Linked DNA regions of Mus musculus: all the other regions are linked to region 2. Evidence: chromatin loops called from intact Hi-C (ENCODE). Cell type or tissue: left cerebral cortex. All regions are shown on one strand. Links, peaks and the distances in the headings refer to the core of each region. The heading gives the core; the rest is flanking DNA.

Region 1 (5,319 bases), core at 266-5,265, 330 kb after region 2:
TTTTCTGTTTTTCTTTTTCTTTGATTAGGTGGTCATGTGTCTTGTGTGCGTCTGACTCTCCAGCAAGAACGACGCTGTAACAGGATCTTTCTGCACACGTTTATTGGGAGAGCTTGATTGCCGAGGTGAAGAGACCCCAAGCTCAGAACTGGTGCTGCTTATATAGGCCTAGGAGAGGCGTGTCTCACACCTGGATTGGTTGTGCTTGGGTTATGCTTACCACCTCATTTGCATGCCTACATCTGATTGGTTAACTTCTCTCTCATCTGATTGGTTAACTTCTCTTTCATCTGATTGGTTAATTTTGGTTAGTTCTCAAAACCTCATCTTGGCAAAAAAACTTTACTGCCTATGTATGCGTGGTGGCCAGCGGTAGCCAGAGCCACCCTGCAACGGCACATGTGGCTTCCCACACATGTGAAAGGTTCAAGGTCCAACATTAGCTCCAGAGTCTGGTCTGCAACACTAATAAATCAATCTAGGGGTGTGGGTTAAAAAAATGGGTATCTGACTAATATTATTGTTCATATGGTTTTGTGGCTATCCCTGAAACCCGTTATTATTTATTGCCAGCAAGGACAAAGTTTGGACCCTAGGTCATAAACAACGCTCACCACATGTATGACAGATCTCTATTGCAAAGGAGATGCTCTTGGGTTGTCTTATGACCCTAAGTGTATCCATGAGCCCAGCACAAAGTTGGGCAAACAGCTCTGTGGAGGGGACACCCAAGTCATCATAGCACCCCAGAGGGGCAGGGTACTGTTCCACATTCAATCTGTTCAAGTTGGCTGTGTGCTTCAAGAGGTTGATGGGCATGGAGAAATTATTGTTGTAGAAGCTGACCTTTGTGAGCCGGTAGTGAAAGAACCTAGTGGGGAAACCCCCACTCAGCTCCCGATTCGGCGTGCACCCAAGAATCACGAATAGAACACAACACCTTGATGTAACAACAGGAGGTATTTTAATGGCGGAGCTCCGGGTCGAAACGTATCTCACACAGGATACAGTGGATTCGACCACAAGGCTTGGAAGCTAGGGGTTTTTATAGAAAAGGAGTGGGGCTGGGGGAAGAATTGGCGCGGTTTCACATGATTGGTCTATTTAAACATCAGCAGCCTGTAACATTTAACTTAGGTCAGAGGGGTGGGAGATAGGGAGGCGATGGGCCTGCCGGGGCATGTCCTGGTCTGTTCTGCTATGTTCTCAGCCCCAGGTTTCAAAGCTCACAAACAACTCTTTGGGCTATTTGACATACATTACATGAATCACAGGTCTCAAGTTTTATTTCCTTTCAGTAGCAGTGGCTGAGGGCAGGCATAGGGATAGAGAATTGAGTCATTCATCCTACAACCCTTTAAGTCCAGGGACTGCAAAATGTCTGTCACATTTTCTAGAAGATCTTGGAGAGGCATAATAGCCAAACACAATAAGACTATGCCTCTCCTGTCCAGATGTTTGAGCTGAAAGAGCCTCTGACAGCAGGAAAAGGAATCCAAGCCTGACTGTGAGATTTGGTAGTGAGTGATGGAGAGGGTCTCCAAGGGCACCCTAAGACCTGTTTCAAATGATCTCTAAGATAGCACAAGCCATTCATGGCAATGCTTGACTTACTATAAAAGGGGCTGTTTGGCCCCTCCCCACTTTCATATTTTCTTATTCTCTGCTCCTTCCCTTCCTGCCCCATCTCCCTCTCTTACCCCTCCCGGCCATGGGTTCCTGGCTGGCCTCTCCTCATGTCCCCTCCTCTCTCTCCCCTCCCCTCTCCCCTCTGCCTTTCTCTGTCTCTACTCCCTCCTCAACTCTCCTTTCCCTGCCCTAAATAAACTCTATTACATACTACATCCATCATATGGCTGGTTCCTCAGGGGGAAGGGATGCCTCATCGTGGGCCAGCAGAGGCAGCCTCCCCCACCCTCTGTCTACCTCAACATACTGTGTTTCTACCTAACATATCTTGACTCTTTTTTATAAAACACAACACTGGGGGTGGAGGTGGGGTGGCTTGTGCCTTTGGGTGAGGGGGTTTGGGACACCTGTCAAGAATGTCAGGAATGGCCGGATGGTGGTGGCCTTTAATCCCAGCACTTGGGAGGCAGAGGCAGGCAGATTTCTGAGTTCAAGGCCAGCCTGGTCTACAAAGTGAGTTCCAGGACAGCCAGGGCTATACAGAGAAACCCTGTCTCAAAAAACAAAACAAAAACAAAAACGAATGTCAGGAATGTGGGACTGGGCTTTTTGGGTGCCTTTTCTGCTTGGAGGCTTTCTCTCTAGGTGGTGTTGGAGGGAGAGATAGGAAATGGAATTTGCTAGACCATGTAGTGGAGGGGCAAGCCAGAGATGCGAAGTGAACAATATTCATTTGCACTTGTGCCTGGGAGTGGTCCAGCTGGATCTTATGAGGTTATCCAAAGAACTAAAACAGGACAAGACATTGTAACCTTGCAACCCAAGTCTGTTTTTTTGCTAGCTACGTAGTTTCCTTGGTTTGGGGCTACATTTCTAATATTTTTCACTGAGGTGTAAGTGTTTTCTTTAAATTTTGTTTTCCTGTTATGTATTTTGTTGATACAAGTCTATCTTCTTTCCCGGCATGTCTCCATCATCCCTAAGACATTCTCTTGTGTGTGTATGTCAGTGTGTATGGTATATGGATATATATGTTTGTGGTTACCCACACATGCATGTGGATGTGTGGAGCCAGAGGATCTTCCTTTATCACTCTCCACCTTGTTTTTTGAGACAGAGCCTCTCATCAAACCTGGCACTCACTAAGTGGGGAGTCTGAAGAGAGACACCACAGGATGAATTTAGGCTTCTCAGCAGCAGTGGTGTGTGTGTGTGTGTGTGTGTGTGTGTGTGTGTGTGTGATTTGCAAAGACTGAACTTCGAATCCGCTCTGAAGAGCCTCGATTGTTACAAAAGACACTTTTAGCAAGTCAATGTCTGCATACCTTCCTTACCTGATCTAAGAGTTGTCTGAAGAAACCGGTCCCTTTGCAGTTCTCAGTCACAGAACTTCCTGTGTGCCACTTGGAGCTAAGTTATGCAAAGGCTCTGTTTCGCCTTGGGAAGAGCAATGCTGTAAACCTCAGTTAACAGTCACTGACTATCTACATAGGGCTACTTCAAAGCTGAGGTGCCATTACTCAGGAATTCACCCAGCTACAGATGGCTCTGCTAAAATTCTGCAACAGATGCCATCTTCTGGCCTCTGTGGGTAGTGCATGCATGTGGTGCACGGACATATATGTAGACCAAACACCACTACATATGAAATAAAAATAAAATTTAAAATGTAAGAGAGCATACTTTCCACTTTGTGACTCTTTCTTCTTCACTTCTTTGCTTTCTTATAATCTGTATTCTTCCTTTTTTCTTTTTTCTTGAGTCTTCTTTAATTTTTTTAAATTTAGCTAAAGGTTTTGTTTGTTTGTTTGTTTTTGTTTTTTGTTTTTTGTTTTGATAAACTTTAACCTTTAAAAATACAACTATTAATTTCATTCATGTTTTAAAAAATTAATTAATTGAGCAATTAACTTTCTTGAGACAGGGTTTCGTGTAGCCCAAGCTGCCCTTGAACTTCTAATGTAGCCCAGGCTGTCCCTGAATTTCTGATTTTTCTGCTTTCACTCCCCCTCCCCCATGCTGGGATGACAGGCAGGCGCAGTCCCAGTTTGATGCAGCACTGAGCTCTAAGCTGTGGCTTTGTGCATGTTGGACAAGCACCGTGCTACCTGAGTCACATCCCAGTGCTTGCTGGTCGCTTCTGTAGTTTCCTAGTCTCTGTTTCGTCTTTGAACTTTGTTATTTCTTCTGCTAACTTTGAACTTTGTTCTTCCTTTACTAAAATCTTAAGGTGTGATTTCAGGTTCTACAGCGGGACTTGCTTGGACCCTCCAGTGTATAAATAACGACACAGAGGTGTCTGTTAGAGTTTAAAGCTTAGGCCTTTTGCTGGGCAGTCTCCCAGCTAGCTCATCTAACGTAATCCAATCATTTTGCCCAGAACCTGCCATGTGGCTCACTCTATATCTTTCTCTGCTCTGGTCCATCTGTCCCTCCATGTCTGCTCTTGAATCTCCTGCTCCTACTTTTGCTTTCTTCTCCTAGAATCTCTCTCTCTCTCTCTCTCTCTCTCTCTCTCTCTCTCTCTCTCTCTCAAGTTCTGCCCCCTACTTCCTGCCTAGATATTGGCTGTCAGCTCTTTATTACAACCCATCAGCAGTAAGACAGTCCCTGATACAATTCTAGATTGACTCTAAGCATAGAGGGTTGTCTGACCGACCGTCAAGTGTCTGAGCAGGTACGGATGGACAAGTATTTACAAATATAAGGCTGCTGGTAGGCCATAGAAATGACAATATCAATATCCTGCCAGCATTTAGGTCTCTGCCTGTACAGAATCAACGATTGAAAAATACGGAGACACACCCTCATACAATGTATACCCCAACAAGGTTTGTTTGTTTCTTTAGAATTATTTATTTTATGTATATGAGTACACTTTCACTGTCTTCAGATACACCAGAAGAAGGTAACAGAATTCATTACAGATATTTGTGAGCCACCATGTGGTTGCTGGGAACTGAACTCAGGACCTCTGGAAGAACAGTCAGTGCTCTTAACCTCTGAGCCATCTCTCCAGCCTCCAACAAGTTTTCTTATTGGAAGTTGTTTTTTTAAAATTAAAATTAATTATATAATTGATGCATTGCAATTTCGTGTGTGTGTGTGTGTGTGTGTGTGTGTAAGAGAACAACATGTGGGAGTTATGGGCATGGACTCAGGTTATCAGGCTTGGCCAGGCTTGGTGGCGAGAGCCCTTACCTTCTGAGCATCTCAATGCCCCTTTTGAGTCAAAGTCTCACAGGACAACTCAGTTTCTCCTCACTCACGTAATTTTCATTTTTATTGTTCTTACAGCTGTCTTTTTAAAAGATTTAGTTATTTATTTTATTTACGTGAGTACACTGTAGCTGTCTTCAGACACACCAGAAGAGGGCATCGGATCCCATTTACAGATGGTTGTGAGCCACCAAATGGTTGCTGGGAATTGAACTCAGGACCTCTGAAAGAGCAATCAGTGCTCTTAACCACTGAACCATCTTTCCAACTCTCTTATAGCTATTTTAACCAAATTAATTATTACTTGATTGTTCTTGTATTTTTCTCTGAATAAAAATGTATTTTTCTCTGGTAAATAAGTTTGCTTATTTATCAAGTGTGTGTGTGTGTGTGTGTGTGTGTGTGTGTGTGTGTGTGTGACAGCCAGTTTTCTCTTCCCACCATATGGCTCCTGGGAATCGAACCTAGCTT
Region 2 (5,319 bases), core at 144-5,143:
GGTCCCACCAGGTGGAGGTGCGCCAGTAAGGGAGTGGACCACACTTGGGAGGCAGAGGCAGGCGGATTTCTGAGTTTGAGGCCAGCCTGGTCTACAGAGTGAGTTCCAGGACAGCCAGGGCTGCACAGAGAAACCCTGTCTCGAAAAACCAAAAAAAAAAAAAAAAAAAAAAGATCTGATGGACTGTTTCTAAGTTGCTGGCCACTCCTTACCACATCCATCCATGTTCGATCAACTCCAGCCACACTAGTCTCTCTGTTGGCTTTGGCACACCTCCACCTCGAGGTTTGGCACTGGCTACCTGAATACCTGAATGCTTTTCTTGGAAACGGCTTCATGACTGGTCCCTTAAGTGTCACCTCCTCAGGAACATCGCTCTCCCCTTATCTTTTCTGATGTCTTTCCCACCAAAATGCAAACTCTATGAGGACAGAAGTGCCAGCCTGTAGATGTAGGTGCCCAACATCTGGATCTGGGCTGCATGTGCCAGCCAGCCACACCCGTGTCTGCAGACTGGGCTGGTTTGAACTGGCATGTACCTTATGTGTACAGTACACTCTAGGTTGGTGTGAGAAAAAGAATGGGAAATATCTCCTTGATCCTTGCAGACACTGACGGACGATGCGCTCAAGCGGGACTGTTTTGGATAAGGTAGGTTAAAGAAAACAACACTACTTACATTAATCTTGCCTGTGTCCGTTTGCTTTTTTAATGTGGTTGAATGAAAATTGGAAATTACATTGTAAGTATGGATGTGTGCTTTTAATCCTGGCAGTGGGAGCCAGGGACAGTCTCTGAAGTCACTGAATTTGAGGTCAGCCTCAAATTGAGTTCCTAGCCAGCCAGGGCTATGTATCTATCTCAAACAAAACAAAAACAAAACAAAACAAAACACAAAACCCCAAAAATCCTATCTCAGAAATCAAAATCAAACCTAAATATTACATTGTGTCTCATGTGCAACTGTATTGAATGTGAGTGATCTTGAACCGCTATTGTTGAGTGACTGTCTTTGGAAGGCAGCTGGACATCCACGAGTATGCTTGAGTGGAGGGTTCCAGGCTTTCGACCCGACATCCGAGAACCAGACTCGTCCACTGGGAGTGCGGGCGTGGGCTTCAGCATGGTGATGGAGTGATGGAGCCCAAAACACTATATGTCATGCCCAGATGGTACGAGGCTGGAACACAGGGTGCCTGACTGTAGCTCAGGGCAGAGAAAGCCATGCCTTGAGGCACATTTTCTTCAAATGAGACCAAAAGACAAAGGCAGGCAATGGGGGGGGGGCAGGCCTTCAGAAAGTAAGACTGCACCCAACAGCATGTCTAAAACTGGCATACCAAGTGGGCATGCTTGCCGGGGACAGAAACTTCAGGCTGGTTTGACGGATGGCAAGGTAGGGGTGGAGGCCCAACTAAGGGGAGCCTAGTGTGCAGCAAGCCTGGGGAAAAGGCTGGTTGTACCCCAAGAACAGGGAATTCCCCTATGGCCAATAAGGCTATGTAGAAAGCTCCCAGGGCATACAAAGGCCAGAGGAAGGCTGGTGTGGGGGAGAACGAGCTGTTTGGGGTATGGTGGCTAACGGCAGGGCCTGGGCAGTGGATCTGACAGAGCCAGGGGTGCAGGGGAAGGCAGCCAGGCCTGCTCTGTCAGGGCTTAATCACTTGGTCCTAGTGAGGGTATTCAGGATGGCCACACAGGTGACAAAGGAGGAACACAGGTGAGAGGACAGAACGAAAAGGGTGACAGAGCCATGTGGCATCTCTTTGGAAAAAAAAAAAGTCGGTGGCGCACACCTTTGATCCCAGCACTCGGGAGGCAGAGGCAGGTGGATTTCTGAGTTCGAGGCCAACCTGGTCTACAAAGTGAGTTCCAGGACAGCCAGGGCTACACAGAGAAACCCTGTCTCGAAAAACAAAAACAAAAAGTCTAGGCTAGTTGCAAGGGAATGGGGACCCAGAAACACCTCTCTTTGAAGGGCAGCTTTCCTTGACGATTGGTAGGAGTCAGTCACATTTATAGATTACAGGGAACAATGGCAGGTGGGACCAGAGATGAAGTAAGCCGAAAGCACAGCACTGTTTCAAGTCGAGCCCCACCCCAGTCCCAGTCAGCCTCCAAGGTGGAGCTTAGCTACCCTGCCTAGCCACTGGGCTACCCTGCCTGGCCACTGGGCCCAGAACACATCTGACTGAACAGGACTGTTTGCTGTCAGTTCCTGTTGGGGACAGAGTTGCCTCATAGGTGGCTGGGTTAGTGACTGACAGTGGTGGCGGATGCACACACAGAATGTACGTGTGTATAGGTGTGTATACAGAGCTAACACAGGACGCATGCGTACATGCATCCACACAGAGCCTTCAAGGACATACATGTACATTTCTGTGCACGCAGGCATGAACCCAGGTCTCTATCGCCTGTCACTTGGGAGATGTATACGTGTGGACACACGCATGTGCGGACCCTCACAAGCATACACATGCAAATACACACAGCTCATAGAGGTTTACTATGCTTGAGCAGCCAACCCATCTGAGTGTGTCCAGAGAGAGTGTGTGCAGAGCGCTCACGGAAAACCACTCTTCTCTGAATTAGCAGGGAACCTGGGAATGTTGCCATCACTGTTGATTTTTGTCCCCGGTGCAACAATCAGGTCACCCACGGCCGGTTTGCCGCCTCTCAGGGGAGCCCTTGGCGTCCTCCCTTTCCGCAGGGATCACAGCACCGAGGAGCCTCCCTGATTTAACACGGCTGCCGTAACCAGCACTAGGAAGTGCGACACCTCCCCCACCCGAACCCTGGCGGTCCCCTCTGCTCATCTTCTGCTCAGGCAGGGTCCTACGCAGTCTTTCAGAAGCAAAGCCTTCTGCCTCCAAGGACCCGGGTGCTGATATCCAGCCTCCGATCTCGCCGCTAGATGGCCAGGTCCTGGCGCACGGTAGCCAGCGACGCTTTGCTGTGGCCGCTGCCGCCTTCGCCCTCGCTGTCGCCTGCCGGTGAGCGGTGCGCGTAGGCTGGCGGGCCGAAAGGGTCGGGGTCCCCGCGCTGCGATGGCAAAGAGGGCGACGGCGGCGGCGGCGGGAGCAGCTTGGCGCGCTGGCGACCCTTCCAGAGCAGGTGACCCAGCTCCGCCACGCTGAGCAGCGCCGACAGCAGCCCGACGGCGAAGTAGAAGACCACGAAGACGGTCTTCTCGGTGGGCCGGCTCACGAAACAGTCGACCGTGTGCGGACAAGGTGGCCCGGCGCACGCGTAGTGCGGGTCCACGCGGAAGCCGTAGAGCAGCGCCTGGCCGCCCAGGAAAGCCAGCTCGGCGAGCAGGCGCAGAGCCACGCTCAGCAGGTAGCAGCGGCGCGCGCGGCGAGCGCGCAGGGCGCACGGGGAGCACGGCGCCTCGGCACGCCCGCGCGCGCACGGCGGGGCCAGCTGCGCACCACCCGCCTCCTTGCTGGCCTGGTGCATGGAGTAGATGACGAACAGCACCGGCGGCGCCGACAGCAGCAGGATGTGGAAGAGCCAGAAGCGGTAGTGGGACACCGGGAAGGCGCGATCGTAGCAGGTCTGGCGACAGCCGGGCTGCAACGTGTTACACACGAACTCCTCCTGCTCGTCCTCGAACACCGCACCTCCCACCGTGGCCAGCACCAGGATGCGGAAGATCAGCATGATCACCAGCCAGAGACGACCCACGAGCGGCGACTGTAGCTGCACCGCGTCCAGCAGGGAGCCTAGGAACGCCCACTCCCCCATGACGCTGGGGACGAGGAAAGGGGGTAGTCACAGGCTGGGGCGGGCTGAATACCCCCTGTCCCCCGCCACCCCCCACCCCCACCCCCACCCCCGTCCCTCAACAATCTCGGAGGGCGCCAGGGAAAGAATATTTTCTGGGGTTTAATGAGTTAATGTCAGAGTGTGAGGATAGTCCATCCTCAGCTATGGGATTCCTTCATATGGGCATAGAGGGGTGCTGAGGAGGGATTTCCCCGCACACCTGGCCTGGGCCTGCTTGGCTAGGGAGACCCTAAGGTTCCCCAGATTCTAGGTTCTTCTTCAGGGCCAACCTTGCTGGCCTGGCTTTTTGTGCCAGGAGCAAGAGCGGCTACTGGAGTCTAGAATTCTACGTTCCTTCTGTTTGAGACCCCTGGGAGCAAGGGGAGGGCCAGGCCGGGTGAGCCCCCACTGTCTCCTTTCTCTCTCACCTCGCAGCAGGGAACGCCTTTTGGGGTTGGAAGCTGACACAGAAGCCTGTTTTTCCAACTTAGGATCTCTCGCCCGCCCTCAATCTTCCCTTCCTCACCAACCTCAGCCAAGGAGACCGGGCACAGCCCCCTCGACTCCTCTCTGATAGCAATTATCAAGCATCTCTTGTAAGCCTCCCCAGACACACAGAATACACCACGTCCCGTCCCTGTAGACCCTTAGTGGCCTCTAGATGTCCCCAACCCCACTTACCCCGGGACCTGGGCCTTAGAGCTGAGCGGAGGACCTTGAGAGACAGCTGGGACCTGTCCCTCTGGGTCCCTCTTTCATTTTCCTTTTTGGCTTTGGCCGGGATGGATGATAGGACAAGTATGGCTGAGAGGGGCTAGCTCTCCCCCTTCTCTTAAAGGGACAGGGTGACCTGTGGTCCGGCTCCACCCTGGAAATAGATCCAGGGCCACACCCCTTGTTGGGTCCTTCCTGCCTTCTCTTTCCATCCCTTACCCCCCATGCCCATCCCATAGCCATGTCTCCATCTGGCGATGGACGGAGGCTAACTAGAGCTACATTTTTTTTTTTAATTGAGGGAGCCAGAGAGATCAATCATGGGAACCCTATCTCCTGGCAGACTCCTCAAACTGAAGACTAGGTCCACCACAACCAACTGACCCCATTTTTGAAGGGTCTTGTGGGCCAGAGGGAGATAACTTCGGCTTTTAGGGGACAACAAATATGGCTTTGGGGGGGGGGGGCTTTTGGTTCTGCCACTATTGGACCTTGGATGAGCCATGTAGGTCACTTGGGCTAAGATCTCTTGGTCTGTCACCTGAGCCAGCTAAACTCTAAGATTCTTACTTTGTTCCGAGACAGAGTCTCGCTGTGTAGTTCAAGCTGGCCAGGACCTTACCGTATAGGCCAGGCTGCCCTTGAAGTAAATGATCCTCCTGCCTCAGCCTCCCAAGTGCAGGACATTAAGTATGCATCACCACACCCGTCATAGTCGCCCATCTTAATGACCAGGTCTCAGCTGTGTTACAGAAACCCCAAACCCAGTGCTTGGAAATACTCCGTGAGGGCATCAGGAAGATGTGGAGATAGCTGGCTACCGTGGTTAAGCCA
Region 3 (5,292 bases), core at 293-5,292, 58 kb after region 2:
TTGGGTGTTCCCTGAGAACAGAATTTTGTTTATTTATTTATTTATTTATTTATTTATTTATGTATTTATTTATTTATGAGAAGGTCTCACTATATCCTGGAACTCACTATATAGACCAGGCTGGTCTCCAACTCACAGAGCTCCCCTCCTGCCTCTGCCTGTGCTGGAATGAAATATATGCACCACCATGCCCAGTCACAACTCTGTCTTTATTGGCTTTGAGAGCCCCGACCCCTACCCGCAATCTGTTCTCTGAGGTCAGCAGAAGCCTGGAATTGTCCCAGGAAGGCAGCTAATGAGACTGGCTGATCATCAAGTCAGGGAGAGGATGGGCAGGAAGGGGCTGGATGGATGGGGGGGGGGGGGAGAGTTTCCTCATCTGTGCATCAGGTAGAGTGTCTTCCCAGGTCCCAGGAAGCAGGGACTGATAAAACCGTCCATGCTCCCGCCCAGGCAAGAGCAGGGAAATAGGATTCTGCTTCCCAGAGGCACATTACAGGAGCGTCCAGCCCACAGGAGGCGAAGCCAGGTGGAGGGACCAGCCTGTACCAGTAACTCTGCCCGTGGATTTCAGACTCCTCCCTTTCTTCTTGATTGTTTGAGACAGAGTCACTGTATGGCCCAGGCTGGCCTCTCCTAAGTACTGGGAGTATAGGCCTGGGCAACCATGCCTGGGTAAAATGACCTTCAGGGGCTACAGAGATTTGAACCTAGGACCTCATGCGTGCTAGGTAAGTACTCTACAAGTAAGCTATATATATCTCCAGTTCTCAGAACCCCTGTCATTATCCCCTCTTGTTTTCTTCTAACCATTCTCCATGGTTGAGCCCATGAATTTTGCCCCTTCCCACTTCCTTTTTACCTCCCTTCCTTCATTTCTTCAATGATGAAAATTACTTATTTATATGTTAAATGGGGACCTGAAGACAGATGGCTCAGCTTCCAGAGAACTCCAGTTCAGGTCCCAGCAGATCTCAGGTGGCTTACAGTGCCTATAACCCCAGCTCCAAGAGATCTGATGCCTCTGGCCTCTCTGCCTCTGTGGGTTCCTGCACTCATGTACACATCCACTTAACAGACACACACACACATAATCAAAAAATACTAGGGCAGGCTGGAGAGATGGCTCAGCGGTTAAGAGCACTGACTGCTCTTCCAAAGGTCATGAGTTCATTTCCCAGCAACCACACAGTGGCTCACAACCCTCTGTAAAGGGATCTGATGCCCTCTTCTGGTGTGTTTGAAGACTGCAATGGTGTGCGCATATAAAATCAATCTTTAAGAAAACCACTATGACTTGGTAGCCTGTCTTCTATGCTAGCACTCAAGAACCAGAGGTAACTGGATCTTCAAGAGTTCAAGGCTAGCCTGGCCCACATAGTGACTTCTAGGCCAGCAAAGGTTACATAATGAGACCTCCCGTCTCAAAATAAATAAATACCAATAAATCCATTTTATAAAGATGTTAAGTAACAGATCTATAATTGTAAAGGGCTCTGCTACAACTTAACACTCAGAGCCCTGGCTCTGACTACTGTTCCTCCTATCTCCTTGAGCAGCTTTTACTGCTGAGAGGCACACTAAACCAAGAGAGGCTCCAGTTTGGTGGAGGAGACACAGGTCGCACCATCAGAAGAGCTCCTATAATCTGGGATGAGTTCCTAGCAGGGGAGGCCTAGGAAGGACAAAATGCTTGGTGCCTATCTCCTTCTAGGCACTTCTCAGAGATGCTTATAAAGTCCCTTTTGCTTGACAGGTCCTGAAGGTCCTGAGCTTCAGCATCCCTAATGAGGGCGAAGTGACAGGCTGGATAATCATCTAGTCTGACCATGCTGATACCAGTTTAATTTTATTCTTGAGCACAGGAAACTTGGCTTCAGGTCACATCAGCAGTGAATATTTCTCATGCCCCAGAGGTAGAACTGGCTTCGAGTGCCTCTGGGTCCCCATGTGTCCCATATAAATATCTCCTAGAGCGCCTGCCCATGTCTTAGAAAACTTATTTTCATTACACACTTGTCTTCTCTCTTCTTGAGGCAAAAGTCCTGGGATAATAAGTGCTTAGTGAATGTACCTTATGTGGAGAGTCATGCTTGAGCCCTGACTTCCCGGGAATGGGGTGGGGGTGGGGAGACACCAGAGGAAGGTTTGGGGGCAGAGGAGGTGTTGGGGTTGCAGGATGGGGGCCTCTGTCTCATCTAGAGACCTTTACAGAACACCCACTTTCATCAGCACGCGCGTCTATTCATCTTGGGTTTGCTGTCTGGCCGGCAAGTTGAGTGCTGGGCCTCAGAACTGTCCTTATTGGTCCTTCTTGTTCCCACAGGAGCTCCAAGAAGTGGCATAGGCTTCCTTTTAGCTAGACACCAACTTCAACTTGGTGCATTAAGTATAAGGCTGACTGGGTTTAAGGACGAGGATGGGGGCAGGGACTGGCTTCCGAATCAAAAACAAAACAAAACAGAAGCAAAAACAAAAAACCCGCTGTCTTCCCCCAGGAGCTTCAAGAACCCGTTCTGTTCACTTTTCTCTATGGCAGATGAGACAGGAGAGACCCAACTTTATCCTTGCGATGGGACTGAGGGAAGGAATCCTATCACTTCAACCCTCCTGCAGTCTTAGAGGTTGCCAGTAGGTGCCGTCAGTTCGCAACTTTTTGATCAGTCTTCCAGGTCCGGGTCTTGGTGCCTTTCTCCCTCCAACCGCGCCAACAGTCTGCGGTGCAGAAAGTGGGAGGTGGCCTAATTCCTCCGAGGCTGAAAGACCCCGACTCTGGGACAAAGAACCGGAAGAGGTCTAGGAAATCTTTAGGTTGGTTGCTCCTTGGATGTTTAGCCCAACCCTTCCGGACCCCATCCACCCGCAAAATCCTTCGGTCCTCCGACTGTGCCTGGACAGACACAAGAAGCGAACTCCTTGGTTGGGGAGGATGAGGAGGCGTAGGGAGAAATGAAAAAGAAGGTGGTAGGAGGTGGGTCTCTCCTCCAAACGCGACTCTAGATCAATTCCCGTTTCCAACAGAATTGCTGCGAGGGGAAGGGATATATTTATCAATAATCCCTTTATCACCCAGGGGCAAAGTGGCGTCGGGAAAATTAAAAGGCCGCTTCTCTTTCTGGAAATCTTTGACTGCCATCTACTGGGAAACTGTTGCAGTAACTATGCAAACACACAATGAGTACATGAAGTGGAGCCCCCTGGAGTTGTTCGACTCACATCTTGTACAAAGCCAATGGCAGTCTCCTTCCAGAATCTAAGCAGGGCGGTAGAGGGAACAACATCTAGGAAGGAGGAAGAGGCTTGGCACTTTGTTCTGGAGTTCTGGAAGCAGAGTGCAGCAAGGCCCAAATGGAACCAGGGGCGGGGGTCAAGCGACAGGGGTTCAGGGGCAAGTGAGAAGACTGCCTATTAGCACCTTGAGGCCAGAACTCTCCTGGACCCTTTACAGAGTGCTTAGTCGCCTTGTCCCACTTTAGCGCGGTCTCTAGAGGTTGACTGGACATACCCGGGGGGTGGGTGGGGGTGACCGGAGGACTCTGGCCAGGGATGGGAACTGAACAAGAGAATCTTGAATCCGCTATGAGGTCAGGTTTTCTGTGGCAGCAGGAGGATCTCCTAGGTGTCTGGGAAGGACTCCTTCGAGGTCGAGGGAGGGGGGCAAAGCAACATCCCCTTCGTTTCCCCTCGCCCTGCTTCCTCTTCAGGGTCCAGCTCAGAGGCTCTCCGCGCGCAGGCCACCGCTTCCAAACTGCGTCGCTTTCTTCGGCGGGGCAAAGGACTTTCAGATGTTGTAGCGGTGGCGGCGACTCAGGCCAGCGCCCCCTCCCCCCTAACGGCCTCTTCTCCCGCTCCATTGCTCCAGTTCCCCCTCGCCCTCCCCTGCTCTCCCACCTCGGGGACGGCGCTGGGGGTGTGGCCAGGGGGCCGGTATAAAGTCCCGGGAGCCGGTCCCGGGCAGCCGCTCAGCCCCCTGCCCCCCGCCGCCTGCTGGGCCGGCCGAGGATGCAGCGCAGCGCCTCGGTGGCCAGGCTCGCTCTGCTCCAGCGTGCTTGCTAACTTCCCCGGCTCCGTCTCTGCCTGCCGGGGTCGCCCCGTGTCCCTGCGCCCTCCGGGTCTGGTTCTCTAAGCTCTCTGGGCGCTGCCTCCGGGTCCCTTGCAGCCCGCTCGCGAGCCCGCGCTCCCCTCCTGCGCCCCACCCTCGTCCTCGCCATGCTGCCCTTCGGCCTCGTGGCCGCCCTGCTGCTGGCCGCAGGGCCTCGGCCGAGCCTGGGCGACGAAGCCATCCACTGCCCCCCTTGCTCCGAGGAGAAGCTGGCGCGCTGCCGCCCCCCCGTGGGTTGCGAGGAGTTGGTGCGGGAGCCAGGCTGCGGTTGTTGCGCCACTTGCGCCCTGGGCTTGGGGATGCCCTGCGGGGTGTACACCCCACGCTGTGGCTCAGGCATGCGCTGCTACCCTCCCCGGGGGGTGGAGAAGCCCCTGCGTACATTGATGCACGGGCAAGGCGTGTGCACGGAGCTGTCGGAAATCGAAGCCATCCAGGAAAGCCTGCAGACCTCTGGTAAGGTACACCTACCTTCCCTCGGCCACATTTCCCAAACACCCTCCTCCCTGCAACTTAGTTCCCATTCTGGCTGGCCTGGAAGGCCCGTCAATGCCCCCTGTGAGTTGAGGAGAAGGGAGGTACGTGGCAGAGCTTAGAAACAGCCAAGAATGCTGGCATTTAATCCCAGCACCAGTTGCCACTGGTCGAGGGAAACCTACCCCACCTCTTCATCTCAAACCTCCTAAGTACTTCTTTGGGAAGAGGGGCCTTGGCCTCAGTGGTAAGCCTGGCTCCTGAGGTAAGTTAAATGACCTGATTCAGTTACATTTGTCATCTAGAGTTAGATGACTGCGATGATAAGGTGTGCGTGCGTGTGTGTGTGTGTGTGTGTGTGTGTGTGTGTGTACATGCACATGTGCATACGTGTGTGCATGTGTCTGTGGGGGGTGATAAGGATGGTGTGTGTGTACATGCGCATGTGCATACGTGTGTGCAAGTGTCTGTGGGGGTGATAAGGATGGTGTGCTTGTGCACGTTTGTGTGATAAGGATGGTATGTGTATTCGAGCGGGAGGCAGTGTGTGTGTGTGTGTGTGTGTGTGTGTGTGTGTGTGTGTTGGGACGGTTCCTTTCTGTTCCTGATCCAGAGCCTGATCCACACACCCAGTCTCAGGTGAGAGGTGTGAGGAGCCAGGGGCTGGGCCTTTCACTCATCACCCTGGGGTGAAGTGGGACATACAATTCAGAAGA
Region 4 (5,319 bases), core at 113-5,112, 1.3 Mb after region 2:
TGACAGGTGCTTAAACACTAAATGAATGAATGATTACAGGTAAACCCACAATCGCCACCCAGAACTCTGACCATCAGTTGCAAACTGTGCCAACACCCACAGACACTACCCACTGCATCCCAGTCGAACCTCCCAGGATCCACTCAGACTAAGACAACCAACCCCACTGGGGAACCCAATGCCAGATCCAGAGAACACAGCACCCCCTGCTGGCCCTGTGGCATAACTGCCTCCCAACTTCAGGTAGGAGGTTATCAATGCTGGAGCCGTCAGGGCCTCAGAAGTAACAGCTGCGAGATGCTGGCAGCTGCAGGGCCATTTGTCACTCCAGCAATGTCAAACAACCATCATCCAAAGGAGCGACCCACTCCCTGCATGGGTGGGAAGCTGCCCCAGAGGCACAAAGAGCTTATCCCAGGTCACTCCACAAGAAATTGTCCTACATTTTCATTATAGTATGTGCGTGTGTGCACGCGCGTGTGTGTATGAGTGCGTGCGTGTGCACGTGTGTGTACGTGTTCTTTTTCACCATGTTCGTCGGCGGGATCGAACTCCATGGTAGGCCTTTTCCTGGTCGGTCTACAGACACACAACCCCATGCTTGACGCCCCTGGGCCAGCCCCAAAGTCCCCCAGCCTTAAAGAGAGGACTGTGCCACACATCTCTGGAGCCCCAGTAATTATCAGCTGAAGGCTAGACTCAGGCAGCAGGTCTCGTCTCTAAACCCGGTCTGTGCTGCCATCGTGTGGCCGCCGCTGGAAGTGCGCCTGTTCTATGACTGCTTAGACCCTGAAATTCTAAATTCTTCTTGGGTTGATCTAAACAGGTTATAGCTGGAGCTCCAGGGGATACAGAAAGGAAAAGACATGGGGGGGGGACGCCTCCAAACTGAACTTGGAGTCGGTTTTCCCTCAGAACAAAAGGTAATTCAGGAGATACCACATCTAAGTCACTAGAGAAGACCACTTGAGAATCAAGTGTGACTCCTTGAGTTTCAGGCCCAGGACGTGTGACCACAGTCCTTAGGTGAAGAACAGATCATGTGAGACAGGATATGGGATGACAGGACACATTGCCACGTCTGAGTCACAGGGTTGGGGGAGGGGATGATGTCATCGGCTGACTAGAGAGCCTTGGAGACCAGGGACATACCTGGGAAGAAATCTGAGACAACTAGAAATAAGAAGTGAATAAAATCTAAGAGGCCTGGGATTGCTGCTTACACACAGATACTGGGGTATTCACCTAAACAGTGTTCTTTATGTCACACGTGTTTGGCATTTCTCAAGACCTTACTACAAGCCATACCAAATGGTGTGGAAACATTTGGAGTTTACTATAGCAGAGTTGCTAGAGCGCTTGCCTACCATGCACTGGGCCCAAGGATCAGCCTGGGTTCAGTCATTAAGGCTACATAAACTGGGGGTGGGAGAGATGGCTCAGTGGTTAAGAGCACTAACTGCTCTTCCAGAGGTCCTGAGTTCAATTCCCAACAGCCACATGGTGGCTCACAACCATCTGTAATGGGATCTGGCGCCCTCTTCTGGTGTGTCTGAAGACAGTGATGGTGTACTTATATACATAAAATAAATTAATAAATAATTTTTTTAACTACATAAACTGGGTGCAGGCCTGCCTGTAACCCCAGGACTCAGAAAGTAGAGACCAGAAGCTTAAGGTCAAGACTGGGGGGATGGCTCCCCAGATAAGTGCTTAGCTCTTTCAGGGAACCTCAGGTGGGTTCCTAGCACCCAATTCAAAGGATTCACAATCACCTGTGATGGCAGATCCAGGGGAGCTGGCATGTTCCGGCCTCTGCAGGCGGCTACACACACACACACACACACACACACACACACACACACACGGCACAGGTAAACTCAGGCACAAACACATCCGCATAAATACAAGTAAAGACTTTTTTAAGTTCAAAGCCATTGTCGTTTTGTTTTGTTTTGTTTTGTTTTGTTTTTTAGACAGGGTTTCTCTGTGTAACCAAGGCTGTCCTGGAACTCACTTTGTAGACCAGGCTGGCCTCGAACTCAGAAATCCGCCTGCCTCTGCCTCCCAAGTGCTGGGATTAAAGGCGTGCGCCACCACCGCCCAGCTCAAAGCCATTGTCTTAGGGTTTCTGTTGCTGCCATGAAACGCCAGCACCAAGGCAGCCTAGGGAGAAAAAAAATTTATTTGACGTTATGCTTCCACGTTCATTATCAAAGGCCAGGAACTCAAACTGGGCAGGAACCGGAGGCAGGAGCCAACGCAGAAGCCATGGAAGGGTGCTGCTTACTGGTTTACTCGGCCTGCTTTTTTTGTTTGTTTGTTTGGTTGGTTTTTTGGGTTTTTTGGGGTTTTGGGGGGGATTAAGACAGGGTTTCCCTGTGTAGCCCTGGCTGTCCTGGAACGGCCTCGAACTCAGAAATCCGCCTGCCTTTGCCTCCCAAATACTGGGATTAAAGGCATGCGCCACCACCGCCCGGCTTCAGTCTGCTTTGTTATAGAACCCAGGACCACTGGGCAATGGTGCCTCACTCCTTTAATTCCAGCACTTGGGAAGCAAAGGCCGGTAGATCTCTGAGCTCCAGACAGCCAGGATTACAGAGAGAAATCCTGTCTCGAAAAAACAACAGCAACAACAACAACAAAGGCTGAAGCACTGGCTCTCTGATTTAGAGCCTGGGTTCCATCCCCAGTACCTAGATGATGGTTTACAACCATCTGTAATCCCCGGGGATCTGGTGCCCTCTTGTGGTCGCTGGCGGTACTGCATGCATGTGCTGCTCAGACATACATAAAAACAAAATACCTGTACACATAAAATAATAAAATAAAAATAATCAAAAATAAGAAGAACCTAGAACCACCAGCCTAGGAATGGAAGCCACAGTGGCCTGGGCCCTTCCTCATCAAGCACTAATTTTAAAAATGCCCTACAAGCTTACCTGTAGCCCGATCTTATGGAGGCATTTTGAAGTTCCCTCTTCTCAGATGACTTTAGCTTCTATCGAGTTGACATAAAACTATCCAGCACTGTCCTCCTCCGCTACATAAAAAGGTGGTGGCCAGAGGCTGGGGAGATGGCTCAGCAGTTAGGAGCTAGGCTCACAAGCAAACAGAGAGAGATTTAAGCCTACCTGAACATCAGTAACACGGTGGTAGATTCCAGAAACGGGACGGAGCCGGAGGGCGGGGGGGGGGGGGGGGGACAGGACGGGAGGGTGGGGGCGGAGCAGGGGAGATGGAACAGGGTAAGCACATTACCCAGAAGCCTAAATAAATAAGGAAATTGTGTTTGTAAGGAGAGAGAGAAGGATGGGGAAGACAGAGAAGGGAATGTGGATTGACAGGGGGAGAGGTTGGTTTGAAACGCAATTAAAACTGGATGATCAGACCATGCATGGTGTCACACAACTTTGATGCCTGGACTCGGGATGCAGAAGCAGGTGGAACTCTCTAAGTTCTAAGCCATCCTGGTCTATATAGTGGACACAGTCTCATTCTTAGGTAGATAGGTAGATAGATAAGTAAATAGATAGATAGATAGATAGATAGATAGATAGATAGATAGATAGATAGATAGATAGACAGACAGACAGACAGAGAAGGAAGGAAGGAAGGGCCTCAGCGAAAAGGTAACTTTAAGGCAAAACCTCAAGACTTTGAGAAAGAACCAAATATCTGCTCCATCCCAGGGTGAGGATGTCGCAATAATGCTCTGATACCCAGGACGTAGGGGCGGAAGATGGAGATAAGCAGAGCCCAGAGCTGATTGACCACATCAAGGAAAGACAGAAGGGCTGGAGAGAGAGATGGCTCTGCAGTTGGAAGCACTAGCTGCTCTTCTGGAGGATCAGGCTTCGGTTCCCAGAGTCCACATGGCAACTCATGGCTGTCTGTGGCTCCAGTTCCAGGGGAGCCAGTGCACTCACACACATTCACAAGCATGCAGATGGAACACTGATACACATTAGATAAATAAATAAATTTTAAAGGAAAAGACAAAGACTGACTCCACAGAACAAGGTGAGACTTTGGTTGCTATGGAAGAGTCAGACACCGGAAAGCAGGGCTGGGAGCAGAGAAACACAGGAGGAGACTGGGAAACTCTTCTGTAACCCGTGAAAGCCAAAAAAACAGCCAGTCCAGAGCACTGTGCAAGGGGAACCCAGGGTGTACTTAGCCCATTGGATATGGAGTAGGAAGTGAGGATCTAGGGCAGTGGTTCTCCACCTGTGGGTCTCTGCCCCTTTGGGAATCAAAAGACCCTTTCACAGGGGTTGCATATCAGATATCCTGGATATCAGATATTTAAAACATTACAATTCTTTTTTTTTTTTTTTAAAGATTTATTTATTTATTTATTATAAGTACACTGTAGCTGTCCTCAGACACTCCAGAAGAGGGAGTCAGATCTTGTTACAGATGGTTGTGAGCCACCATGTGGTTGCTGGGATTTGAACTCCTGACCTTCGGAAGAGCAGTCGGGTGCTCTTACCCACTGAGCCATCTCACCAGCCCTTTTTTTTTTTTTAAAGATTTATTTATTTATTTATTATAAGTACACTGTAGCTGTCCTCAGACACTCCAGAAGAGGGAGTCAGATCTTGTTACAGATGGTTGTGAGCCACCATGTGGTTGCTGGGATTTGAACTCCAAAACATTACAATTCTTAAGAGTAGCAAAATTGCAGTTATAAAGTAGCAACAAAATAATTTTATGGTTGGGGGTCACAGCAACATAAGGAACTGCACTAAAGGTTGAGAACCACTGATCTAGGGTGTTGTCTCCAAGGTAACAGAGTTGCCATGGGTTGTAACAGTGACTCATGGGAGGGGAGAGATGCTGGGGCAGGTTTGATTTGAAACAGAAGTTTCACTCTGTGAATTACCTGTGCACATATGCACTGTAAAGTATAACAAAGTTTTCCATGATAAAGTCTTTGTTTAGTTTTGAGCTTTGTTTATATGCTTGGTTAAATATTTTAGTTTTTTTAAGATTAATTTTTATTATTTTTAATTGTGTATATATGGATGGAAGGTATTTGTGTGTGTGTGTGTGTGTGTGTGTGTGTGTCCCTTTCTGTGTTCCTCCATAGTAACATAGTTCTTTCAACAGGGCCACAAACTCCCTAATAGTTCCACTCCCTGTGGGCCAAGCATTCACACACATGAGTCTGTGGGGCCATTCCTGTTCAAACCACATAACCAAGATGGTTATGAGCCACCTGACGTGCGTACTAGGAAACAAACTCAGGTCCTCTGCAAAAGTGCTACGTGTCCTAACTACTGAGATATCTCTCCACCCCCAATGTTTTGGTTT
Region 5 (5,319 bases), core at 76-5,075, 140 kb after region 2:
TCAATCCCCCAACCCCTCATCCGGAAAAAGAGCCCCTAGATCGCGCAGGCTCGGCAGGGGCTTTGTGTGCGTGAAGAGAGCTGCGGGCATATCATGCTCTCTGTGGCGCAGGCGGGGGCCCGCGCTTGTGAGAAGTTGGTACAGGCCTACAGGACAGAGCTAGAACATTTCCATATTAGACAAGCAACTTCAGCAAATATTGTTTTTGTTATTGAGACGATGCTATAAATGTTCGAGTATGTGGTAGGCATACCACACATCCTCCTGCGAGCTCCCTTGAGTGTGGGCTGGACCTAGTGACTTGCTTTCTAATGAATAAAACATGGCAGGAACGAGAGACGTCCTTTATGAGATTAGACCCTGGATAATCGGGGCTCTCAGCTTTCTTCTTACTCATTCCCTACAGCCTTCGCCTTTATTTGCTGTGGGCCTGCCATGTGAGGGGCCGTCCCACGTAGAGACTGGCGTGCCAAAGACCTGAGGTGCTGAGAAGACAGAGGCCTTCAATCCAACATCCCACGAGGAGCTGGATCGTGCCAACAGCCATGTGTGAGATCTTGGAGGTGGATCGTTCCCTGGCAGAGCCCCGGGGACACCGTGACTGCAGCTTGCAGATACCACACCTGTTTCCATCCCTGCAGGAGCTGAGATCATTGAAGTTCTTCTTTAGGACATTAACCTTTGGGGTGCTCAGTTACCCAGCAGCAGGCAACTAAGATTGGGAAAGGCCTGCCATACCCGCTCCACTCTCCCTTATACCTTTTCTTCTCTCTCTCTCTCTCTCTCCCTCTCTCTCTCTCTCTCTCTCTCTCTCTCTCTCTCTCTCTAATACATATTGTCCATGTCGTGGAGGACAAGATCAGGCATGGTTCAGGAGCACTGCCTTGTCCCATGGAAAGTAAGCGCTTCTTGGCCGGATAACGTTTCATGAGTTGAAGCCTTTTATTATTTTTTTCCTTACCACTTTTCAGTAAGGAGGTGGAGTAATAACTGAATATCTAAGTTCATGATCTGTTTCTGGTGCTCTCCTGGGCTGGCAAGATGGATCAGCAAGTAAATGGGTAGGCTGAAACCCAAGTTTGCTCCCTGGAACCCACAGTGGGGACAGGAACTTCAGAAGTTGTCCTTGATTTTTCACTTTGGCATTAGGGCATGCATACCTCTGCAATCACATGCATGTCACACACACACACACACACACACACACACACATTAAAATATCAAAAAGGAAACCCTATCTATTATCTTTTTAAAACAAAAAAAGATTTATTTATTTTATGTATATTGAGTACAGCGTAGCTGTAGATGGTTGTGAGCTATCATGTGGTTGCTGGGAATTGAATTCAGAACCTCTTCTCGCTCTGGCCCAAAGATTTATTTATTATTATATGTAAGTACACTGTAGCTGTCTTCAGACACACCAGCAGAGGGCGTCGGATCTCATTACGGATGGTTGTGAGCCACCATGTGGTTGCTGGGATTTGAACTCAGGACCTTCGTAAGAGCAGTCAGTGCTCTTAACTGCTGAATTATCTCTCCAGCCTTCTGCCAATTATCTTAATTAAAACTTACATGAGCAGCTAGATGGCTTAGCAACCAGCAGTGTGGAATTCGACAACCATTGATAATCAGTAATCAAAACTACCCTGGAAAACTCCATGCCTTACTTCGAAACCCAGGGGTCCTTGGAACCCCAAACGTCAAGAACTATTTGGGTTGTTATCACTGTTGCTTTCCAGTTTCCCTTCCATTTCCTCAGAGCACTGGGATTATCTTGGACATGAGCAGGGAGCCTCCTTCCCCCACAAGCATGGCTGGTTGAATAGCTGGCTGGGTGGGAGGGCTCAGGGACTTGATGTATAGATGAAGTGCTCTGCTCAGGCCTGGCTCTTCCACAGCTGTGTTTTCCCAGACTTGATTGCCCATTGTGTAGACACTCCAGTTTTTGAAACTGCTTCCCTGTTTTGGTTGCCAGCTTTTGACCTTTAAAGAAAGACTTCCATGCACGCATTTATGCAGATCAACGCTTGGCTTCCATTAGAATTGTTTCCTTGGGATAAATTCCCAGGAATGAGCTGACTAGGTCAAAGTGGGGTAGAAGAGCGTTATGCCCCTCGCTAGGAATTGCTTTATTGCTTTCTAACGACCATCAGAGCTAGCTCAACAGCAGTGGTTTACAAACTGTGAGGGGTCAGCTTCAGGGCTACATGTTATTCACACCCAGAAAATCAACTCCCAGGTCCTTGACAATTACCCAAGGAGAAGGTGGGGGGGGGGGAATGGGGTTCACTGCCCAGCATTCTGGATGGAACCATAGGATGTCAGGAAGTCTAAGGCCCAGGGAGCAGAATGAATGGTGTCCAGCTTGAGCTGTCAACGACATGGTCTTGAGTTTGACTTCTCTCTTCGGAGGTCTCAGCCCAGAATGACCCCAACTGATAACCAATACTGACCTTAAACTCCTGATCCTTCCTGCCTTCTTCTGCTGAGTACTGGAATGTATAGCCATGTGTCACCTCCCCTGGTTGGTCCTGAGTTAGAATTCTGACGTTGCCACTGACTAGCCTTAGACAAGTTACTTTAACTGAGACATCATTTTTCTTTGCATCTATAAGGCAGAAAATGATAGTGATTCTGACCCCCCCATAAAAATGAGAGGAGGGGCGGAGAACTGGATAGGCAGTTAAGAGCACTTGTTCTTGCAGAGGACCCAGGTTTTATTCCCAGCACCCACAAGGCTCACAACTCCAGTTTCAGGGGACCTGACACCGTCTTCTGACCTCCGAGGGCACCAGGTACGGATGTGGTACACACACAGGCTAAACACCCCTGCACATAAAATGATAAATCTCACAAAAAGATTTAAAAGGCGATGGGGAGACTAAATGAAGAATTATTTATTATAGAGCAAGAGATGGGGATAGGACTAGGTGATAGATGTTTCGTCAGCATGCTCACTTCAGTGGCTTAGCCTTAGTTTCCATCTCAGCCCTGTGCACATCCTCCTCTGCTGAGTCTCCATAAGAGACCCCATTTCAGGTTCTCCAAAATTTCCCTCAGCATCTCCTTGTCTCTCTGAGGCCAAATAGTAGTAATCTTGGTGCTGAGACCTTGAGTCTGATAGTGTTTGGATGCCCCCTTGTGGGCAGTTGTTTTCATTTGTGCTTTCTCAGCTAAAGGTGTGCGTGTGTGTGTGTGTGTGTGTGTGTGTGTGTGTGTGTGTGTGTGCACGTGCGCGCGCGCGCATGCGGGGGTGGGGTGGGGGTGGGGGCCTCTGTTTCCAGATAAAACAAGGATATCCCCTCACCTTCCTTGCTGGCTAAGGAAGGGTGGCTTTACGGACTCTCCGCTTATCTGTATGTTGTAGATGGGAGCTGCATGTGCTGTGGGTGTGATCTCATGTGTGTGCCCTTCTTCCCATGTGATCGTTTGGACCCGGCTGTTGTGATACACTCTGATCACTTCTGCTCGTTCAGATGGACAGTCATCAGGTACTTTCTGAAGAAGCACCAGAAATCAAGACAGAATTATCTGTACCCCCTTCACTCTTAGATCAGATAGACAGCCAAGTACATCACTACATCTCAGAGCCTCCTAAACTGCAGGGAAGCCGCCTGGCAGAGCCGACTGCAGCTGATCCCTGGCTCCCCTTCATCTGTGGGGTTTGTATGAAGGACATGCATGAGGTTTTAGAAGAAAGCAAGGCTGTTTCTGAGTTTCTTCTGGCTTACACCAGGGGCTTTGGCCACGATACCCCACATATTCTATCGACTTTGATGTTTTCTGATCTTTATTCACTCTGCCTGAGGAATTCTTTTTCTTCCACCCTTCAGTCACGCTCCACCCGCTTCCCTGAAGAAATGAGAACCAGATTGCGTGGTTTGAGCAGGAAAACACTGGCATCCTCACACTGGCCACGGGTGAATGTTTCTCTGCTCCCACCCCTGCCTTGCTGGGAATCTCCAGCTGCCCAGAAGTGACATGGCCAAGCGGGTGGGGGGTGGGGCGGCGGGAGCTGAACTTTGGTGAGCGTCTCATGGACCCAGTTCCTTTTACATTTGGCCATTTGAGGGTCCCTGTGAGGATACCACCGAGCTTGTGAAATCGCAATTCTAGTTCAGCAAAATGCACACTCATCTGGACCTCTGTAGGTGACCCCGCTGGGCATATAAGAAGAGCCTTCTGCCCTGAAGAGGACCCAGGAAGCTCTCAGAGAAAAGAGACGGAAAGGCAATGACAATGAAGCTGTTTAATGTGGTTCAGACACTTGTACCGTAGAGGTGAAGGTGTGACCAGAACATTGAGTTGTCCTTTCTGTTGACATTAGTCTGGAGGAAGATGTCAGATAATATGCCAAAAGCCTGTAGGTGACTCTACATTTGATTATAATCAGAATATATAGTTTACTGAGTGACTTCAGTCAAAAACCTAACTTCTTTTTTTTCCCCCAGTATGGTTGAAAAGGCTAACACTGAGCATGGACAGTGTCTGTCTGTCTGTCTGTCTGTCTGTCTGTCTGTCTCTTTCAGATTTTGGAATAGGATTTTGCTGTTTCCCAGGCTGGCCTTGAATTCACTCTTGCAGCCTGGACTTGAACTTGTGACCTCAGGCCCCTGTGGAGATACTATGAGGATGGCCTGACATAGGAAGTGTGAAGCGTTTATCTGCAGGGCACACAAGCATCAGAACCCACATGAAAAAGCTGTGCCCCTGGAACCTCAGCTCTGGGGAGGTAGAAAGGAGGCTCTTGGGGGCTTGCTGCCCCAGCCAATTGGTTCAGTTCAGGGAGAGACTCAGAAACTAAGGTGGGGAGTGGTTGAGAGGTTAGCCTCTGGCCTTACATACATGCACACATATATGTAGCCATGTAGGTATACCCAAGTACACATGCACACAGATACAGACAGGCAGGCAAGCAGGCAGGCACGCATGCACGTGCTCACACACACACACACACACACACACACACACACACACACACACAGAGAGAGAGAGAGAGAGAGAGAGAGAGAGAGAGAGAGATCCTAGCATCAGGAGGCACTTCCAAAGTTGGTAGCCCTGCCATTTGTATTGGTCTGGATAGGCTAACTGGTCTAACAAACAGGCCAAGAATAGCTAATTGCTTGGAGACAATAGAGTGCTCCTTGTCCTATACCAGGACATACCAGGGTAGTCAGTGGAGCTGCTCAGAGGCCTGCTGACAGTCTGCCACCTCTGTTTGGTGGACAGAGGGGGAAGAGGGAATGAAGGCATGCCAGCATTGTCTCAGAAGGGACACCTCTGCTCACATCCCAGGGGTGAGAACCAACCATGTGGTTC
Region 6 (5,319 bases), core at 53-5,052, 310 kb after region 2:
GGTGTCAGCCCCACACTCTGCCCATAATTATATGATATTTTGACCAGTAAAGAATTCTATAAATAACAATTCTTGTACATATGGTTGTATTGCTGAGTGACTTGCAAATAGTCACTACCAGTGTTGGTTATTGTTGCCAAATAGATGCTGGGTGCTTTTATTTGATTGATTGATTGATTTTTTAATTTCAGCTGAATGTGTCCCATACTTTAAGATCAACAAAAATCTGACACGCTGATGGGAGTGGCTTATCACTCATGATGAGTCTTTGTTTGTTTGTTTGTTTGTTTTTTCTAGACAGGGTTTCTCTGTGTAGCCCTGGCTGTCCTGGAACTCACTCTGTAGACCAGGCTGGCCTTGAACTCAGAAATCCACCTGCCTCTGCCTCCCGAGTGCTGGGATTAAAGGCATATGGCAGCACTGCTTGGCTATGATGAGTCTTTGTTGAGAATGGAACTCAATTTGTATCTCCTGCTTATTCCATAGAACATTCTAGTGTGCATTTTTTTTCAAACAAGACATGTGATCAAGGTAGGTCAGAGGAGCATCTGAAGTTCAGAGTGTTTGATGATTGTTGCTAGAACTTTCAGTGGCAAATGATAAAGGAAAAGAAATAGTGTAATACGGGGCAGGGAGGATATGCAAGATCAGTGGGCCAGCTCCTGTGCAGAGTCATTACTTATGACAGCTCCAGACTCAACTACTTGAAAGATAAATGTTCTATCCCAGTGTGCATGCTGAGAGGCCACCCCATGGACCTAGCAGTGTCCATCAGTTGATTTCAGCCCAGTGCTAGAGTGAGGTGCCAGAGAAGTTACAAATTACCAATAAAAGGAGAGCAGATTGGGGCTGGTGAGATGGCTCAGCAGTTAAGAGCACTGGCTGCTCTTCCAGAGGACCCGAGTGCAATTCCCAGCAACCGCATGGTGGCTCACATCCACCTGTAACTCCAGTCCCATGGGGTCTGATCCTCTTCTGGCCTCTGTGGATGGTGCGTGACGTGGTGCACAGATATCCATGTAGACATAGCACCAATACACATAAAGTCAAACAAATTAAAACCATGTAAGAGAGCACAGACATTCTGCCTGTGTCTGTTTCTCCTCCTCCACCTCTCTCTTTCTTACAATCTTACCCCTTCTTTCTTTACTTGGGTCTTCTTTGATGTGTTGATTTTTTTCCTTTAAAAATGCAGCTATTAACTTCATTCATGTTTTTAAAATTAATTAATAAATCAACTTTTTTCAAGTTAGGGTCTCATGTAGCCCAGGCTGTCCTGAACTTAGGACTCTCCTGCTTATACCTCCCCCATGCTGGGATGACAGGCAGGCACAGTCCCAGTTTGATGCAGCTCTGAGCTCTAAGCTGTGGCTTGGTGCATGTTTGACAAGCACCGTGCTACCTGAGCCACATCCCAGTGCTTGCTGATCGCTTCTGTGGTTTACTAGTTTCGATTTCATCTTTGATCTTCATTATTTGCTTTCCTCTTAGCTCTAATACTAAGCTGTGATTGATTTCAGGTTCCTTATGTGATTTTTCCTCCATTTTTAAAATTAAATAATTACTGAGTGCACACATAGGTAGGTATATGTATGTGTGCACATCCATTTGCCATAGTGTGTTTGTGTGTATGTTTTTTTGTGTGTGTGTATGCATGTGTCTGTGTGTGTATATGTGTGTGTGTGTGTGTGAGGAGAGATGACAACTTGTAGAAGTTTTAGACATAGAACTCAGGTTATCAGCCTAGGTGGCAAATGCCTTACCTACTAAGCAATTTCAATGGATCTTTTGAGACAAATCTCATAAGTTCAGGTTGGCTTAGGACTTCTTATGTAGCCCAGGCTGGCCTTAGATTTGACACGTCCAACTGTATTTCTTCTTATGTAGGTACTTGTTCTTGTAAACTTTTCTCTTACCTTTGCCGGATCTCTAAGATTCTAAAGTATTGTTGTCTCCATTTTGTTTATTTGTCCTAAGAAATGTTCAATTTCTCTTTTTAAATTTGTTGTCCATTCATTGATTTAATTTTCACACATTTGTAAATTTCCCAATGTTCCCCCTGTTACTGATTTATATTTTTATACCACGGCGGTTGGGAAAGTTCTTGATGCGGTTTCAGTCTTCCTGAATATGTTGACCTGGTGAATGGGCTCTCCTGGAGCTGTCCCATGTGCAGTTGAGAGGACGTGTAGTCCCTTATCTGACGGAAGCTGTTATGTGTCTGCTATGATGTCTTGTTATTGATTTTCTGTTTGGATGATCCCTCAAGGCAAAGTGCTATCACATTATAACCGATCTCTCCTTTCTTATACCTCCACATTTACTTTATATATTGGTCTCTGGTGTTGGGTGCATATAGATTTATAATTGCTGTGTCTTTTGCTGAGTGGGTTTATCTTTATATAGTGATCCTCTCCCTCCCCCAACTTCTTCTGCTTTCTCCTCAACCCACCTCTCTCTCTATTACAGTCTTTTGACTTGAAGTTGGTTTTATCTATTTGTGATTATTCTATCTTTCTTTTGGTTTTCACTTGCCTGGTATATTTCCCCCATCCCTTCACCTTGCCTTCATGTGTGTTCTTATTGCTACATCTCATCTTGGCGCTGGAGAGATGCTGCCTCAGGGTTAAGAGTACAGGATGCTCTTTCAGAGAATGCAAGCTTGCCTCCCAGGCCCATGCCAGGCAGCTTACAACCTCCTGTAACTCCAACTGCAGAGGATCTGATGCCCTCTTCTGGTATCTCCAGGCACTGCCCTCACACCTGTAAGTGGATTTCTGCAGACAGCACATGGTGGGACTTCTGTAAGTATCTATGTGTCTTAAATCTATTTAGTCTATTCTAGGGAATTGAGAGGACTACAGCCGTTTGTTCGGTGGGGATTTGCCTCCGCTATTTTGTTAATTGTTTTCAATGTGTTACAATGTTTCCTTTCTCCGCCCTCAGATTTCCCCGGCGATGTATTTTGATTCCTTGCTTTTTTTTCCCCCTTCAGATATAGATTTCTACTTGGTGGTTATCATGAGGCTTACGAGAAACATCTTCCGGCTTAGCCTCGACAAACGAAGGAAAATAAAAACCCTCAGAGCTGTAACTGGAAAATAAAAACCCTCAGAGCTGTAACTCTGCTTGTTACTACCCTCCGGGTTGGGGACGCCGCCTTCACAGCTTTTATATTTCTCACCACCTGACAAATCATTTGCTTATTATTTTCAGCCATTCGCCTTTTCTTCTCACCCTGAAGGTGCAACTGACATTACCCCATTCCACCCCCTACTCTCCCCCTACATTATTAGAGTAATCATTTGGTTTTAGTTACCCACCAGTGCCCGGTTCCTTCAGACTGCAGAGCTCCCTTGAGCATTTCAGTGGAGACGGATAAGCTCACCTTTTGGTTTTTTTTAGGAGCACGCCCACCTCTCCTTCACTCTGTCACCCTGGAGGACATCTTTGCTGGATGCAGAATTCTTGCTCAACAGCTTTCCTCCGCAGTCCTCTGAATACACCATCCCACTTTCCCGCCATTTGTGAGGCTCCTGCCGAGATGTCTGCCAGGTGTGTGTGTGTGTGTGTGTGTGTGTGTGTGTGTGTGTGTGTGTGAACACTGGAACGCCCTTACCTGTGATTTGCTCTGTTTCTCTTGCTGCTTCCAAGATCCTTCTGTGTCTTTGAACTTTGGCAACTTAATTGTAATGTCCTAACAATAATCTTATTTGTACTGAACCTAACTGGAGACCTTTGACTTTAATTTGATTTTTCTGCTTTATTATTATTATTGTTGTTGTTGTTATTATTACAAAGATTTATTTATATATTTATTTTTATGTATACACATGCTCTACTTGCATGTATGCCTGCACGACAGAAGAAAGCATCAGATTCAATTACAGGTGATTGCGAGCCATCATGTGGTTGCTGGGAATTGAGCTCAGAACCTCTGGAAGAGCAGTCAGTGCTCTCGACTCCCGGGCCATCTCTGCAGCCCTGTTTTATTTATTTATTTTCATGTAAGTTTTCTACTCCTTCATGACTCTTTTCTCCCATTTGAATTCCAACTTGAATGACTCAGACATTTGCTTTTTCAATCTCTTCTTCCTGTCTCTCCCTCTCTGCCTTCCTCTCTCGTTCCTTCCTTATTGATTTCTTCTATGTAAGCTTGTGTGTGTGTGTGTGTGTGTGTGTGCTTGTGTCAGGTGGGTACACAAGTGCCACCATGCTGGTGTGGAAGCCAGAAGGCTGTGGCTGTGGATGACACGTCTCTCCTTCTATTTGGGGATTGAACCCAGGTCACGAGTCTTGGTGGTGGCAAGAACCTCTATCCACTGACACACCTTGGATGCTCATTCATTTTCTCTGCCTCTGCCTCTGCCTCTCTCTCTCTCTCTCTCTCTCTCTCTCTCTCTCTCTCTTCCCACTCTGTCTGCTTCCTTCCCTGCCTCTCTCTTTCTGAGGATGGATCTTACCATGTAGCCCAGTGTGGTGTGGAACTCACTATGTAGATCAGGCTATCCCAGGCCTTGTGTGAACCTCACCGACTCCCTGTAACTGAGATTACAGGTGTGTACCACTGCATCTGCTAAGCTCTGTGCACAGCTTTTCATTCCTTTTCATTCTCTTTTTCCTTCCAACCATATATTGTCAAACGTCGCCCCCCCCTCCCCCCAAGCTCATGGATTCTTCTACTTAATCAATTCTGCAGTCAGTGCAGGATATTGGCTTTTTTCATTCATTTTGCCTAGTGCTTTGTTCAGTTCCCTGCTTTTTTCTGTTTGATTTTTTTTGAAATCAACCTACTGTTAATTGTTTCATTATAGTTATTTATTGTTCATTTCATTTATTGCTTTTCTGATGTGCACTGAGTTCCCTGACTTTTGATATTTTGCCAGTATTATTGTCTCTGGCACCTTCTTTTGTCCCTCTGGTGACGCCTATTTCCTGGATTCTTCTGCATCCTGGTGGCCATGAGGTGACTCTGCACTTGAAGATGTTTTTATTGGAGTCTATACAGACTTGGCTTACCTCAGAAAAACCCTTTAAACCAGCTGTTCTCAACTCGTGGGTCGTAACTTCGGGGGTCTAACGACTCTTTCACAGGGTTGAATATCAGCTATCCTGCATATCAGCTCTTTACATTGCAATTCCTAACAGTAGCAAAATTACAGTTATGAAGTAACAATAAAAGTAATTTTATGCTTGGTGCTTGGGTCACTACAACCTGAGGTACTGTATTCAAGGTCACAGCATTAAGAAGGCTGAAAGCCACTGTTTTAAACCAAGACAAACAAACTGTCTAGGGTTCCTGGGCAGGCCATTTGTCAT

The links. A loop is a pair of places that touch in the nucleus more often than their neighbours do. Peaks named below come from ENCODE experiments on the same cell type or tissue, not always from the same donor. Only the 100,000 strongest peaks of a DNase experiment are listed, where the experiment ranks them.
Region 1: a loop joins it to region 2, with 2.5 times the contacts of the local background. A loop is called at or near these places in 5 of 42 quality-filtered maps.
Region 3: it touches region 2 in a loop (3-fold over the local background); 16 of 42 quality-filtered maps call a loop at or near these places.
Region 4: it touches region 2 in a loop (4-fold over the local background); 2 of 42 quality-filtered maps call a loop at or near these places.
Region 5: it touches region 2 in a loop (5-fold over the local background); 13 of 42 quality-filtered maps call a loop at or near these places.
Region 6: a loop joins it to region 2, with 2.0 times the contacts of the local background. A loop is called at or near these places in 5 of 42 quality-filtered maps.

The regions. Positions count from the first base shown.
Region 1 is chr11:99,304,585-99,309,903 of GRCm38, forward strand. It overlaps Gm32385 (a long non-coding RNA gene), which reads left to right. Exons shown (of 4, transcript XR_389025.3): 4 at 29-908. Among named protein-coding and RNA genes, the nearest start is that of Gm32502, 15 kb to the right of the region's middle. In left cerebral cortex, for the core only: CTCF peaks have their summits at 3,226 (motif pointing left) and 5,011 (motif pointing right); a DNase peak (open chromatin) is centred at 3,204.
Region 2 is chr11:98,979,267-98,984,585 of GRCm38, forward strand. It overlaps Gjd3 (gap junction protein, delta 3), which reads right to left and starts at 3,754. Exons shown (of 1, transcript NM_178596.3): 1 at 681-3,754. The coding sequence starts at 3,750. The coding sequence ends at 2,914. In left cerebral cortex, for the core only: a CTCF peak has its summit at 2,903; DNase peaks (open chromatin) are centred at 2,376, 2,827 and 3,425; H3K4me3 peaks cover 2,272 bases; H3K27ac peaks cover 1,738 bases.
Region 3 is chr11:99,037,288-99,042,579 of GRCm38, forward strand. Igfbp4 (insulin-like growth factor binding protein 4) reads left to right here and starts at 3,957. Exons shown (of 4, transcript NM_010517.4): 1 at 3,957-4,558. The coding sequence starts at 4,210. In left cerebral cortex, for the core only: CTCF peaks have their summits at 1,219 (motif pointing left), 2,632 (motif pointing right), 3,192 and 3,992; DNase peaks (open chromatin) are centred at 2,657, 3,168, 3,917, 4,373 and 1 more place; H3K4me3 peaks cover 2,233 bases; H3K27ac peaks cover 1,983 bases.
Region 4 is chr11:100,297,767-100,303,085 of GRCm38, forward strand. Gm14206 (a long non-coding RNA gene) reads right to left here and starts at 3,160. Exons shown (of 5, transcript XR_880211.2): 1 at 2,943-3,160. In left cerebral cortex, for the core only: CTCF peaks have their summits at 210 (motif pointing left), 749 (motif pointing left), 1,536 (motif pointing left), 2,754 (motif pointing left) and 1 weaker place; DNase peaks (open chromatin) are centred at 733 and 2,732; H3K4me3 peaks cover 265 bases.
Region 5 is chr11:99,120,992-99,126,310 of GRCm38, forward strand. No RefSeq gene overlaps it. Among named protein-coding and RNA genes, the nearest start is that of Ccr7, 31 kb to the right of the region's middle. In left cerebral cortex, for the core only: CTCF peaks have their summits at 1,426 (motif pointing right) and 3,111 (motif pointing left); DNase peaks (open chromatin) are centred at 431, 1,881, 3,140, 3,657 and 1 more place; H3K27ac peaks cover 2,456 bases.
Region 6 is chr11:99,290,293-99,295,611 of GRCm38, forward strand. All of the region lies in intron 3 of Gm32385 (a long non-coding RNA gene), which reads left to right. Among named protein-coding and RNA genes, the nearest start is that of Krt24, 7.7 kb to the left of the region's middle. In left cerebral cortex, for the core only: CTCF peaks have their summits at 2,744 (motif pointing left) and 4,962; DNase peaks (open chromatin) are centred at 2,733 and 4,943.